2 separate regions of the Homo sapiens genome follow, and region 1 is linked to region 2. Evidence: chromatin contacts called from ENCODE Hi-C data. All regions are on one chromosome and are shown on one strand. The core of a region is the stretch at or near the end of the contact, and the rest is flanking DNA. Distances in the headings are between cores, read along the strand shown. Region 1 holds the start of CSRP1-AS1 (CSRP1 antisense RNA 1). Region 2 holds the start of DDX59 (DEAD-box helicase 59).

Region 1 (6,367 bases), core at 1,741-4,240, 840 kb before region 2:
GGATGGATGGATGGAGGGAGGGATGGATGGATGGAGAGACAGATGGATGAACAAATGGATGGATGGGTGAATGAATGAATGGATGGATGGACAGATGGATGGAAGGATGGACAAGAAGATCTCCAGCCCAGACTGGATCTCTAATTTCTCTGGGATGATGAGCAGAGCTAAGCCAGACACATTCCCTTACTCTTTCCTCAGCCTCACACTCAGGTCCTCTTCACTTGGGATCAATGCGGAAAAGAAGGGTTTCACCACAGGAGAGGAGAGAGAAGATGTAGCATCAGGATGCTGATGAGGGAGGAAAGAGAAGAAAAGATGCCAGAGGAAGCAGCAGACAAAGTTGGAAGCTGGAGGACAGGGGCCCTACTTCCTGCCTGTAACAGGCCCCACTTCATTCCTAGCAGCCATCAAATACCAACCCAGAAGTGTTGGGAAATAGAGTGCACAGAGAGAACATAAAGATACTGAAAAGGTTAGACATTTGTGAGAGTCCTGAGAAGCAGGTAAGCCCCTAAGTGTGCCAAGCCTCCTTCTAGAACCCCTAGCAGATAATTTATTGGTGATGAGCTCTGACTGCATTGTCTCTGCAGATGTGGGTGCTGCTGACCAGCTCGGGCCAGTCTAGATATGGTTATATAAATGAGGTCAGCCAGAATGAGAACCTCTGCAGAATGAGAATCTCTGCCTTAAGGATGTCCCAAGTATTGATGATGTTTACTGATTTTTCTGTCATTTCAACATCAGGCTTGTTCCTGTTTGCATGGTGGGTAACCCCAGCATCACCTTTGACTCAACTCAATCCCAAAGCCCTTCCTCATCCCTCAAGTCTTCTTTATCTGCAAATGTGCTATCTAAGACCAAGCCCAAGTAACTGGCAGCAGGCTGGGAGAATAATATAGTCAGAAGGTGAGAGGTTCTGGAAAAACACCAAACAAGGCAGGTCCTACTTGGCTTCATCTGTAGCTCTGCGTAGACAGCTCCTAAGACAAGTGACCTGACAGTCTTTGGGTGGAAAAGAGGGGTGACCATCTGCCCTGGACTGCCTGAGATAGTCCTGTTGCCTTAGTGTAGTTACGAATACTACCACATACCACTTACTATCCAAAGCATTCTGGTTTAGATGACACATTGTACAGCCATTCTGTTTATAAGGTGCTTTAAGATCTGGGAGAAATCCAAGTGTGACTGCAGTGACTGCTCTTCTTTTTCTGGATCTACCCTAAAGCCATTTCACAGCACAGGTTGGCATGTCCTCACAGGGAAATCTATCAACAGTCCCATGACTCCAGAGAGGACAAACCCAGACCAAAGAAGGTAATGTAGGAGTTTGCCCTTTTGTAAAATCCTGGGCAAAACTCCGAGGCTCATCTCTCCAAGATACTGAGAATTGAAAGGAGAGGGGGAAATCCCATGGGATCGCCATCTTTGGGCGGAAGCCCTTGGTCTCTGACACTGATGGTGGTTCTGCAGTTTAATGGACCTGTTTAACTATTGCTTAGTCAGTGCAGCCGTGACCAGAAATTCTTCTGGTTTCTCCTCCTTCATCTTGGTTGGGTCAGATGAAGATGGCCCAATCTGCAAGAAACACTGGTTGTGTGCTTCTAGACATTTTAATCTTGGAGGGCCTTGTTTATAGGATGGACCTGGCCAAAGGAAAGATGTTACTTATGGTAGAAAGCAAGAAAAACCTAGATAAACACTTTTTTTTTTGAGAAACACTCTTGCTCTGTCGCCCAGGCTGGAGTGCAGTGGTGCAATCTTGGCTCACTGCAACCTCTGCCTCCTGAGTTCAAGTGATCCTTCCACCTCAGCCTCTCGAGTAGCTTGGATTACAGGCACACACCACCACGCCTGGCTAATTTTTTTAATTTTTTTGTAGAAACAGGGTTTCACCAGGTCTCGAACTCCTGGGTTTAAGCAATCTGCCTGCCTCGGCCTCCCAAAGTGTTGGGATTACAGGCGTGAGCCACAGTGCCTGGCCAAATACTTCATTTTCTAGATCATAAGATGCTTAACTTTATTCCTGGCAAAAAGTTGATTCAGCAAACCAGGGCTTTAAGTGAAGCCGGTTGGGGCCTGAACCCTTGACACCTGCCCAGGGTGGAAGACATAGCAGCTGCATCTATGGGCCACCTGGGGTGTAGGGTGACCAGCTGGAGGCTGTGAGCTTCTCTGCTCCCTGAAATGCCTGCACGGGGCACTCAGGAAGGGCTGGGGACTGGGTGAGGAGGTGTGGACAGAATGTCCCCTGGAAACTGCCCCAGGGGCAGCTTGAGTGGCCTGAGCCTGTGTCTGTCCTACTGAAGGTTGGAGCCCCAGAGAAAAGCCTCTATGGAGGCACCCACTTTTCAGAACTGCTGCTTTTGCGGGAGAACACCTTTTTCCAGGTGTTGTCCTTAGGGTAGCAGGGAAGACTGGGAAAAACTGAGGGGCAAGAGCTGTTGGAGGGGGGAGTTACATTTATTGAGTGTCTATTACATGCCGGGTGCTGCTGAAGGTCTGCGGGTCCTACCGGATCTCCTTTTAGCCCCTCACATCCCTGTAGATTACACGCCGTTCACAGATGACCCTGAACCCAGAAGGGCTGTCTAGGCCCAGGGCCCAGCTAGTGAGTGGATGGGCAGAATCAGACCTGCCCTGGAAGGGTCTGTCTTACCCTGGCGCCCAAAATGTGTCCCTCACCCTCTGCCACCAGGACAAGTAAATTCGAGACACCCTTTCGTTAGGGGCTCAAGTTTATCATGGGTCTGACCTCTAAGGTCATATCTCCGCCTTCTCACCTGACAGACAGGAAACTCCTGAAATGCCCCTCGCACGTGCAAGACGTTTTCCGCGGTGGCGGCGACAGGGCGCACAGTGGGACCGCAGCACGAGCTCGGAGCACCCCCAGAGTCGGCGACTCCTGCCCCCGCCCCTGCCGGCCGGCCTTCCCGGGGCCTAGGAGGGCAGCACCGCCGGGCTTCGCGCCATGACATCAGCCCTGGAGTGGTGCAGTGTGCAAAGCCCACTGGTTGGCGTGGCCCGGGACACGCCTTCCGCGGAGCGGAACAAAACGGCGCGCAGGCCGGGCGCACCCAGCCGCCACTTCCGAGAGCGCCTGCCGCCCCTGCGCCGCCGAGCCAGCTGCCAGGTGAGTGCGCCCTGAGTCGCGCGGCTCTGCCCGCCGCGGAGGGGCGCCTGGGCACGCACTCAGCGCCTCCCGGTCTTGCCAGCCCCGCCGCAGCCCCGGGGCTGTCGCAGGCGGGGAACTGTGAGAAGTGACCGCAGTTAGCCCGGGCAGTGCTGCTCTTTTCTGGAGGCACTAGGTCCGTCCCCATCCCGGGCCTTCCTGGGCTTCCTGGACACAGTTGACTTCCGCGTGTGCGTGACCCAGGGCGACCCGGCTCCCCGCAACCGCCTGCAAGTCGGGCAGAACAATCGGCGATTCTGCGCGCCACTGACGCTCATTGTATGGCAGAGAGATGAGGGCATCCGTGCCACCCCCTCCCTCACCCTCCTGCTGGGGAGAAAATGCCCGCGGGCGGGGTGGGGCAAACATCTGGGCCTGACCTTGGACATCTGTGTCCCTGAGCGCAGGTGTGAGTTTTCCCTCTTGTGAAATAACTGCATGGAAACCTCTCCACTCCAAATCTTGGTGCTAGGTGGTGATGGTTACTGAAACCTGAAAGAGCCTGCAGTCAGTGTTTTGTGGCCTCAGTCCTTGAAAGCTGGGAAGTGATAAAGGGGCTGGTATTGAGCACATTTAAAGCAAATCACAATGTGTTAGCTAACAATCAGCCCTCTGAGGCAGGTATTGTATCTACTGGTACAGACTAGAGAATATTTTGCATGCTTCTGGTTCTGGTGCTGTTGTGAACTAACCAGGACCCAGGAATCGGCTGGAGCAATAGTGGGCTCAGGCTCTGCCTAGAGCCCTGGGCTCCAGCCACCCACCAGCTGCTCCCTGAGAGTGAATGAATGGGCAGGCTCTCCCCACGCTGGGATACTATCACAGTGGCACCGAGGAAATCCACTGGGCCCTGGTAGAAAGTATATCAGTATATCATGAAGAGGTGGCTTGGAGTCTTGGTGGGATTGTTTGGAAGGCAGAGTTTTGACTCTTGGATTTGCCACTTAACGCGCAGGTTTCCTTGGACAAACTATTTAACTTCTCAATGTCTCAGTTTCTTTCAGGGATGCTACTTGGGGAGCATATTACACAGAACCTCCAACACAGGAGTGATCTCTCAGTTACTGTCTTTCTTGTCCTCCCCTCATCCCTTGCCTTCCTCCCAGAAGCTAAGGAGGCTGGAGGTGCTGGTTGTCTCCCTCTGTCCTCTCAGACTGCATGTTGGGGATTTTCCCCAGGTGGGATTTGGGGATGGGTACTGAGCCTCCCCTCAACTGCTCTCACTCAACTGCTGCCTCCTGACTCTCCAGCTGGTTTCTGGCTACCTCTTTTGAGAGAGACTGTCCTCAGCCCTCAGCTGCTGGAGGGCAGCTTTTACCCATTGTTTCCTAAATCCAGCCTCCTCCTGCTCACGGTCTTCCAGTGAATGACTCTTTGCCTTGGAGAGGATATCCGGGGCGGAGGCAGTCAGACGAGGAAGGAAGTTTATCCTGCAGAGGGTGTAGTGTGGGTTAGAGGAGAGGGAGGAGAGAACTGTCTGCAAGGCCTGAGATGCCCAGGATGGAGGGTATGGGGAAGAAGAAGCAGGAGAGAAACTAAAGAGAAGGCCCATCAACTCTGCAATTGGCCTGCTAATAAAATGGGAAAAACAGGGGTGCTGTGGCCTATTTGCCTGTGGTCTGTCTTAGCACCTGCCTTCCTGGCCCAGGTGTTTGCTCTTTTAATTGCACACATGTGCATCTGCCTCTGGAGCTAGTGAGTCCTGACTGGGCCAGAGTTGCAGCCTGGGAGTGTAGTGACACTTGACTGAGTGATCAGCAAACATTTGATGAATGAGTGGGGTAGCAATGGTCTTTCAGCTGAGTTGGCCTACGGGATACTCATAAACCTTGCAAATAGTTACTAGCCAGTTTTTCCACTTGGGTAGATTGACAAGCAGGTGAGAGAAAAAAGGCGTAGGTTTTTTTTGGGCTTTTTTGTGTGTTTTTGTTTTGAGGCAGTCTTGCTCTGTCACCCAGGCTGGAGTGCAATGGCGTGACATTGGCTCACTGCAACCTCTGCCTCCTGGGTTCAAGCGATTCTCCTGCCTCAGCCTTCCAAGTAGCTGGGATTACAGGTGTCTGCCAATATGCCCAGCTAATTGTTTGTATTTTTAGTAGAGACGGCATTTCGCCATGTTGGCCAGGCTGTTTTTGAACTCCTGACCTCAGGTGATCCACCTGCCTCGGCCTCCCAAAGTGTTGGGATTACAGGCATGAGCCACTGCGCCCGGCCTGGTGTTTTTTTTTTTTTTGGAGACAGCGTCTCACTATATTGGCCAGTCTGGTCTCGAACTCCTGGCCTCAAGTGATCCCCTCCCTGTCCCCACCACCATCTCAGCCTCCCAAAGTGCTGGGATTACAGGCATGACCCACTGCGCCTAGCAACATAGTTTTTAATTCACTGTCCATCCCTGGTGTGGGAAGCAAATTGGGAAGGCTTTTCTGGCAGGTTGTTAAAGTTTTAAATATGTATGTAAGCCTAGCTTATTGTGAAACGTTGGCTTGCTAGATGAAGACACATGCGTTAAATATTTTGGGATCCAAAGAGGTGCTAGTGAGAATAAGACTTTTTCCTCCAAGTCAGCCATTTGGCATTACTCAGGGCATATTGTCAAATATCAAAAGAGATACAAACCTGAACGATAAGTGTTAGAGTTGGCCTCTCCTTAAGATAAGGATAACCAGATATCTGCACTTGCAGTGTACCAGACAGTGTGAGAAATACTTCACATGTGTTATCTTGGACAATTTATGAGGTAGCTACTGATGCTCTCCATTTTACAAATGGAGAAACTGAGGCTCAGAGGTAGTAAGAAACTTGCTCAGGATCACAGCTGATCAGTTGTGGAGCTGCCATTCAAACATAAGCTGACTGTTTCCAAAACGTATGCTCAGTCACTACCTTATTATTTTTCTTTGCTCCTCTACATTTCCTTTTTCCAGATCAACTCACTAAGGAAATATCTGCCATTTGTGAAACACATCAGCTTTACAAGGTGCTTTACAGTGGCTTATAAACTATTTAAGGAAGATATCTTTCACTTGGATGGATCAGGGTTAGAACTCCTGACCTCCGGGTTTTCAGTCTGTTGCATGGCCAGGTAGGAGCAGAGGGGACCCCTGAGAGTTAGTTCCCAGCCACTAATGGATATGCTTTCACCAGCTCTGCATGTTTGAGTTTCAGAGCCAGGTTTGCAGAAAGAAAACAAGCCTG
Region 2 (6,374 bases), core at 3,875-6,374:
TTATATTCCCAGTTCTAGGCACATGGCAAATGTCGTAAATCTGTTGAATGAGTAAATAGTTCAATTCTTAGAATTTGAATACTTGGTCATACTACTTATCAGGAAAAGATGCCAAAGGCAGAAAAAGTACTGAGGTCCAAGTTCTGATCTGATTCATTGTGATGATACAAGTGGAAAAAAAAAATCAATGGCAGTTAAATACTATTAAACTGTGCTTTCCTGTATCCACCTTGATCAGAATTTATACGGGCTTTCCAAGCCTCACATATTAAAGAGTAAGGAGTAGCTATAAACTAATACGTGTGAGACTGAAGTTTCCCAAGATGAAAGAATGCTAGGCATTATTATTTCTATACATGTTTCAACAGCACATGAGAATAACATACAGGTCAGCTCACATTATTGCAGCATTTCCTGTTCTAAGACACAGCTTAAGGCAAACTCTTAGAATGGTTATGTAGGATGTATGCATTCCACAACTCTTGTCTAATTGAGTCACCTTTGTATACTTTCCCATCCCTCCCTGCCATAAAGCATATTAAAATTGAATTAGTAACGCCATCTGTGATTTCCATGTGACCTACTATAAATAATGTTTTCTGTGGCCCCACAATTAAAAGACCATCATAAAACCATTTCCGTGAAGATCTTTTGTGAAGAAAACAGAAATGGGAGTTTAGATTAATTATACTGTGCTCTGGTGCAACCTAAGAGGAAACCTGATTCTGAGCTTTTTGATTAAAGAAAAGAGTAGGAAAGAGCCACAAGTGAGACCTGAGTGGCTCTGAGGTTTGACTTATTAACCTTGAAAGGTGAAGAACTTGATGTTAAAAATTAGGTTTCATCCAGCATCCTAACTCATATGTAGAAATGAGTTGCTACTCACTAGGCTTCATTCATTCATTCATTCATTCATTCAGAATGAATCATCCTGCTCATCAAGATTGGCTACTTTTCCAAAAGTAACAATAATACAAACATATAGCAAAGGTCTAAAGCTTCCATAAGAAAACTAAGGAAAGTTGGGCACAGTAATGGAACACATGAATGTGAGTTATGTCTAAGGTTTCCAACAGATTAGGAAGTTTAGGAACACTAAAAATGGTTTTGGAACCAGGTTTCCTGATTGAAAGTTAAAGGGATATGGTTTTATACTTACATAAAGAAAAGCTTGAAGGCAGTGTAGTCTAGTGGATTTAGGAGACAGACCTGGGCTTCAATTCCTGCTGTGCCACTACCTAGCTGTGTGACCTTGGGCAAGATGCTTAATTACCTAAACCTGTTTCTTCATTAGTACGATGGGGATAAAATGCCTACTTTATAAGATTACAGTGAGAATTAAATATGACAATGTTTCTAAAATGCTTTGCACAATGCCTAGCCATAGAGAGTCTAATTAAATAGTAAGTATAATCATGGAGCTCTCCAGTGAAGAACTGGACTGCCCTGTAAGGTGGGAAGCGCCCTGTCTCTAAAAGCATTCAACAAGCCAGTTGGTCCTGTAGCAGGGTGCTATAAAATAATTCCTCCTACAAGGGTATGGAGAGTAGCAAGGGGTGGTGATTGGACTCTGATGAATGCATTCAAACCTAAGATTCCATGACACATTAATGCTTGAATTGCTTTACAAATATTGATTCTAAAATAAAATGGCCCCCAAAATACACAAAACTAAAATTGCTGGACTACAGGGAAAAATGAACACATCTACCTTTATAATGGGAGACTGATTGCTTGATCTATTTTATCTACTAACAGGTAAGAGAAATACTGACGGGGAAATACTGATGGGGAAATCTGAACATGAACATTAGTAAAGATATAGAATATCTGAAATACCAAGCTTGATTTATTTGCAAGTATCATGTATCTATCTAATGGTGAATAAACATTCTTCTCTGGTTTTAAAAATATATGAAAATTGACCATAGACTAGCCATAGAGCATTATCGGGCTACTGCACTCCAGCCTGAGTGACAGAGGGAAGACCCTGTCTCTTTAAAAAAAAAAAAGGCCGGGCGCGGTGGCTCACGCCTGTAATCCCAGCACTTTGGGAGGCCGAGGCGGGCGGATCACGAGGTCAGGAGATCGAGACCATCCTGGCTAACACAGTGAAACCCCTTCTCTACTAAAAAATATAAAAAATTAGCTGGGCGTGGTGGCGGGCGCCTGTACTCCCAGCTACGCAGGAGGCTGAGGCAGGAGAATGGTGTGAACCCGGGAGGCGGAGCTTGCAGTGAGCCGAGATCGCCCCACTGCACTCCAGCCTGGGCGACAGAGAGAGACTCCGTCTCAAAAAAAAAAAAAAAAAAAAACAGAGAAAAAAAAACACTTCATAAAGAAAATGAAAAGATCTTGGACTGAATCCTGGATTAGGGGAAAAAAATAGCTCTAAAACACCTTAATGGAACAACTAGTAAATTTTCAATAAGGACTGCATGTTAGCTACTCGTACTTCATCAATGTTAAACTACCTAAATTTGAGCCAGGCCCAGTGGCTCATACCTGTAATCCCAGCACTTTCGGAGGCCAAGGCAGGTGGATAGCTTGAGCCTAGCAGTTGGAGACCCCCGTGGGCAACATGGCAAAACCCCATCTCTAACAACAAAAAAATTCTCTCTAACAGGTGGGGTGTGCCTGTAGTCCTAGCTACTCTTACTTCATCAATGTTAAACTACCTAAATTTGAGCCAGGCCCAGTGGCTCATACCTGTAATCCCAGCACTTTCGGAGGCCAAGGCAAGTGGATAGCTTGAGCCTAGCAGTTGGAGACCACCGTGGGCAACATGGCAAAACCCCATCTCTAACAACAAAAAAATTCTCTCTAACAGGTGGGGTGTGCCTGTAGTCCTAGCTACTCGGGATGCTGAGGTGGGAGCCTCACTTGAGCCCGGGAGGTGGTTGCAATGAGCCGAGATCGCACCACTGCACTCCAGCCTGGGTAACAGAGTGAGACCTTGTCTCAAAAAACAAACAACCTCAACTGGAACATTTTTCTGTGAGTATAAAAGAGAATATCATTGTCTTTGGAGACACATGCTACAACTTACTCCTAAATGGTTCAGAAAAAAATATATATCTATAGTATACATATTTTATATATATAATCTCTCCTACACACTAATATAGCAAATATAGCAAACTGTGAACTTATGTGAAGGGTATACAGGAGTTCATTAATTCTGAAACTTTTTGATAAGGTTGATTTTTTCAAAATAAGTCAAAAAATTTTTTTATTTGAAAACACACTATAAACAGGGAGAAGATATCTGCAACACCTACAATTAACAAAAGAATGTTTCATTATATATACATATATACATTATATATACATTTATATATGTACACACACACACATCCTTAGAAGAGGAAGAGAAAACATGAATGAATAACATATTTCAAAGTGCTCAGCCTTATCAGTAATTACGGAATGCAAATTAAGACAAAAACATGGTATTTATTCTGGGTAGACTAGCAAAAAGTAAGAAGTGTGAAAATAACGAGGATTTAGAGAGAATTGTGGTCGGTACTGGTGGCAGTATAGATTGGTACAACCACTTTGAAAACATTTCTGCTTTATCTTTGAAAGCTGAACAGCCCCCATAGCCTCTGATGCCGCAGTGCTAATCCTAGGTTCAAATTAGAGTCCAGCGCATGCACAGAAGGTGAACAAGAATGCTCCTACTAGCCTTATTAGTAATTACTAGGGGCAGATTCAGGTTTTATGGGGTATGAGCTTATATAATTGGAAAAGAGGAGGCTTTTAAAGAAAAAGATTCAGAATGATGAATACAAATTAGGTTCAAAAGTGACTAATTTTTATAATGGCAAAAGAAATTACAACAATTAGAAATGTCACAAAACCCAGGAAAAGAGTTCTGTTATAGGTATGTGACCTACGAACTTGGGAAGTCTGATACATTTAGTCTGTGTGGTTCCCATCAATAAAGAAAATACTTAAAGTGCATTTATAATCCTATCCGCTACAGTATTGAATACATTCCTGACAGGAGAAAACTTCCTTTTGACTAGGCAGTAAGAAATAAATGTTCTGTTACTACACGTAACAACTTGGATGAACCAAAAAAACAAATGTTGAGTGATAAAAAGCGAATTCCAGGCTATATGTATTTTTATAAAGCTCAAAAAGAAGAAAAATACACCAATACACAGGAATGCATCCAAATATGATAAAACCACTAAAAATGGCAAAGAGGGACAAAACTGAAGATAGTGGTGGTGAGCTAAGAGGCCAGGAGTAGAATCCTGGAGATGCATAGATACATGCTAAATACTGATAACGTGGTGGAGTGATAGTTTCATTAGCATACTTTAAATTTTACATATTTGGTAAATATGCTCTTTTGAATGCATCGACTATTACACTGAAAATATTTTTAAATACTTAAGGCACCTGAATATAAGCTGGCTTCCCTCCTTCCTCTCCCGTGCTGTCTCCTCTCCCCCATCACTTCTCAACTACAAGCTGCTTGGGACACGTGGCTCCAGAGGTTGGCAAAACAGGGAAATGTCAGCCCACAAGGAACAAGAACCGTGACTTGTGTTATTTTCTTGTTGGTGTTGGGGTGGGGGGAGGGGTGCGGTGGTGCAGGAAATATTATCCAGCTTATCATATATGCCACATCAAGCTGACTCCGTTTAAATTTTGAGTGGCTCTACTAGCTAAAGCCAGAAAAGGGTTTTTGGGCCCAACGGGCAGAAGTGCCCCTCCCTTTTACACTCACACTTCCCACTTTCTAAGGGTGCCAGGCCCCCGCGCCGCCCTCCTGCTTCTTTCCGGACGGTCCAACTCTTTTCCACCAGTCCCAGCCCATTCGATTACGTAAATTCTTCCAAGAGGATTCCCAAACGTGCCCCTCCGTCCAGAACTCGCCCAGCCCGGACCAGTTCCGAGATTTACCACCAGCCCAGAGCTGGGCGGGGGCGTGGAAAACGCGAGGAGCCTTCCCGCCCCTCTCCTTCTCCCTCCCTCCCTCCCAAGCCACTGCCGGCTCCCAGCCGAGCTCCGCCCCCGCGGTGGCCCCGCCTCCCCGCCGCCCGGAAAGCGGGCTGCGGCCCCCTCCCAAAACCCGGGGAAGTGGATTCTACTCTACGCTCCGCTCCGCTCCGCTCCGCACCACCAACCCCGGGCCGCAGTCCTGACGAGCGGGTCAGGGCTTGTCGGGCGGAAGCCTGGCCTGGAGCCTGGAAGGGGGAGACGGCCCGAGCGGGAGCGGGAGCGGACGCGGCCTCAGTCCTGCGCGGGTGAGCGTGCCCCGGAAGCTTGGGCCCCTGGCCGCCCTGGTGCCCCTTCTCCGGGACCTGGGGCGCTAGGCCGCGGCGGCAGAACTGGTGCCCCTGCGCGGCCTTCCTCCCATCCTTACAGTTCCCCGTGTCCCAGGCCTCTACCCGGAACCGGAGCCCCGCCCGTCTCCTAGCAGCTCCGTGACGTGAAGCGCCTCGGGGTGCGGTGCCGCCGGGCGTGGGTGGGAGGCAACGCCCGAGGGGAGGGCCCGCCAGTGCACGGGGGTGCGGGGCGCGTTGGCGAGAATTGGAGGCCGCGCCGCCGCCAGCCGTCCGCCGTCCCGCCCAGCAGGAGCACGTTCCCTTTCGCCATTGGAAGACTGAGTTCCAAGCTTTTTCCTGCTCACCTAGAGCCGTCCCTGCCCCGCCCGCCACCCCCTGTACATTTTCGGAGATTTAGGATAGTAATTCTAGACCCTCGGTTGCATTTCTGTTGGAATTTTTCTGGAAGTTGGAATCTGGCAGTTTAAACAAAGAATTTTTTTAAGAAAAATATTTATTAGTATATTTGATAGTCCCCAGATTAGGTTAAAAGCCTTATTCCCAATAACTGTAATTTTGCAAAGACATGTTTTTGGTGTAAAAAGGTATAGATATGGGTTGATGAAAAGAATCAAACTCTGAAAAATATTTGAAGAGATTTATTTTGAGCCAGATTCAAGTGACCATGGCCAGTGACAGTCCTCAGGAGGTCCTGAGAACATGTGCCCAAGGAAATTGGGGTACAGCTTGGTTTTATCTATTTTAGGAAGGCGTGAGACATCAAATACATTTAAGAAATACATTGGTTTAGTTTAGAAAGGCGGGGCAACTCAATCGGTAAATGTAAACGTTATCTGGTTGAGGTTATCTAAAGACCTGGGATCCATAAAAAGGAATGTTCAGGCTAGAGATAAAGGATTGTGGAGACCAAGTTTTATTGTGCAGAGGAAGCTCTTAGATAGACTTTAGAGAGAGCAGGTTGTAAATTGTTTTATATTGGACTTAAAAGGGTGCCTGGCTCTTAGTTGATTATCTCCTGGATCTGGGAAGGAAGGAGGGAAAACAAGGGGAGATGGGAATTCTCACCAA

Evidence for each region. Hi-C counts contacts between places; a loop is a spot of excess contacts on that map. Pooled maps may share reads with other maps.
Region 1: a pooled map shows a loop between it and region 2 (34-fold over the local background). The contact joins the promoter of CSRP1-AS1 here to the promoter of DDX59 in region 2. A Hi-C loop is called at or near these places in 5 of 50 pooled maps.

The regions. Positions count from the first base shown.
Region 1 is chr1:201,503,836-201,510,202 of GRCh38, reverse strand. It overlaps CSRP1-AS1 (CSRP1 antisense RNA 1), which reads right to left and starts at 2,990. Exons shown (of 2, transcript NR_160747.1): 1 at 2,784-2,990. CSRP1 (cysteine and glycine rich protein 1) reads left to right here and starts at 3,080. Exons shown (of 6, transcript NM_004078.3): 1 at 3,080-3,133. It overlaps LOC124904484 (a long non-coding RNA gene), which reads left to right. Exons shown (of 2, transcript XR_007066793.1): 2 at 202-479. RefSeq lists a silencer at 2,749-3,378.
Region 2 is chr1:200,668,657-200,675,030 of GRCh38, reverse strand. It overlaps DDX59 (DEAD-box helicase 59), which reads left to right and starts at 5,124. Exons shown (of 8, transcript NM_001031725.6): 1 at 5,124-5,264. It overlaps DDX59-AS1 (DDX59 antisense RNA 1), which reads right to left and starts at 5,524. Exons shown (of 3, transcript NR_110787.1): 1 at 5,409-5,524. RefSeq lists a silencer at 4,971-5,710.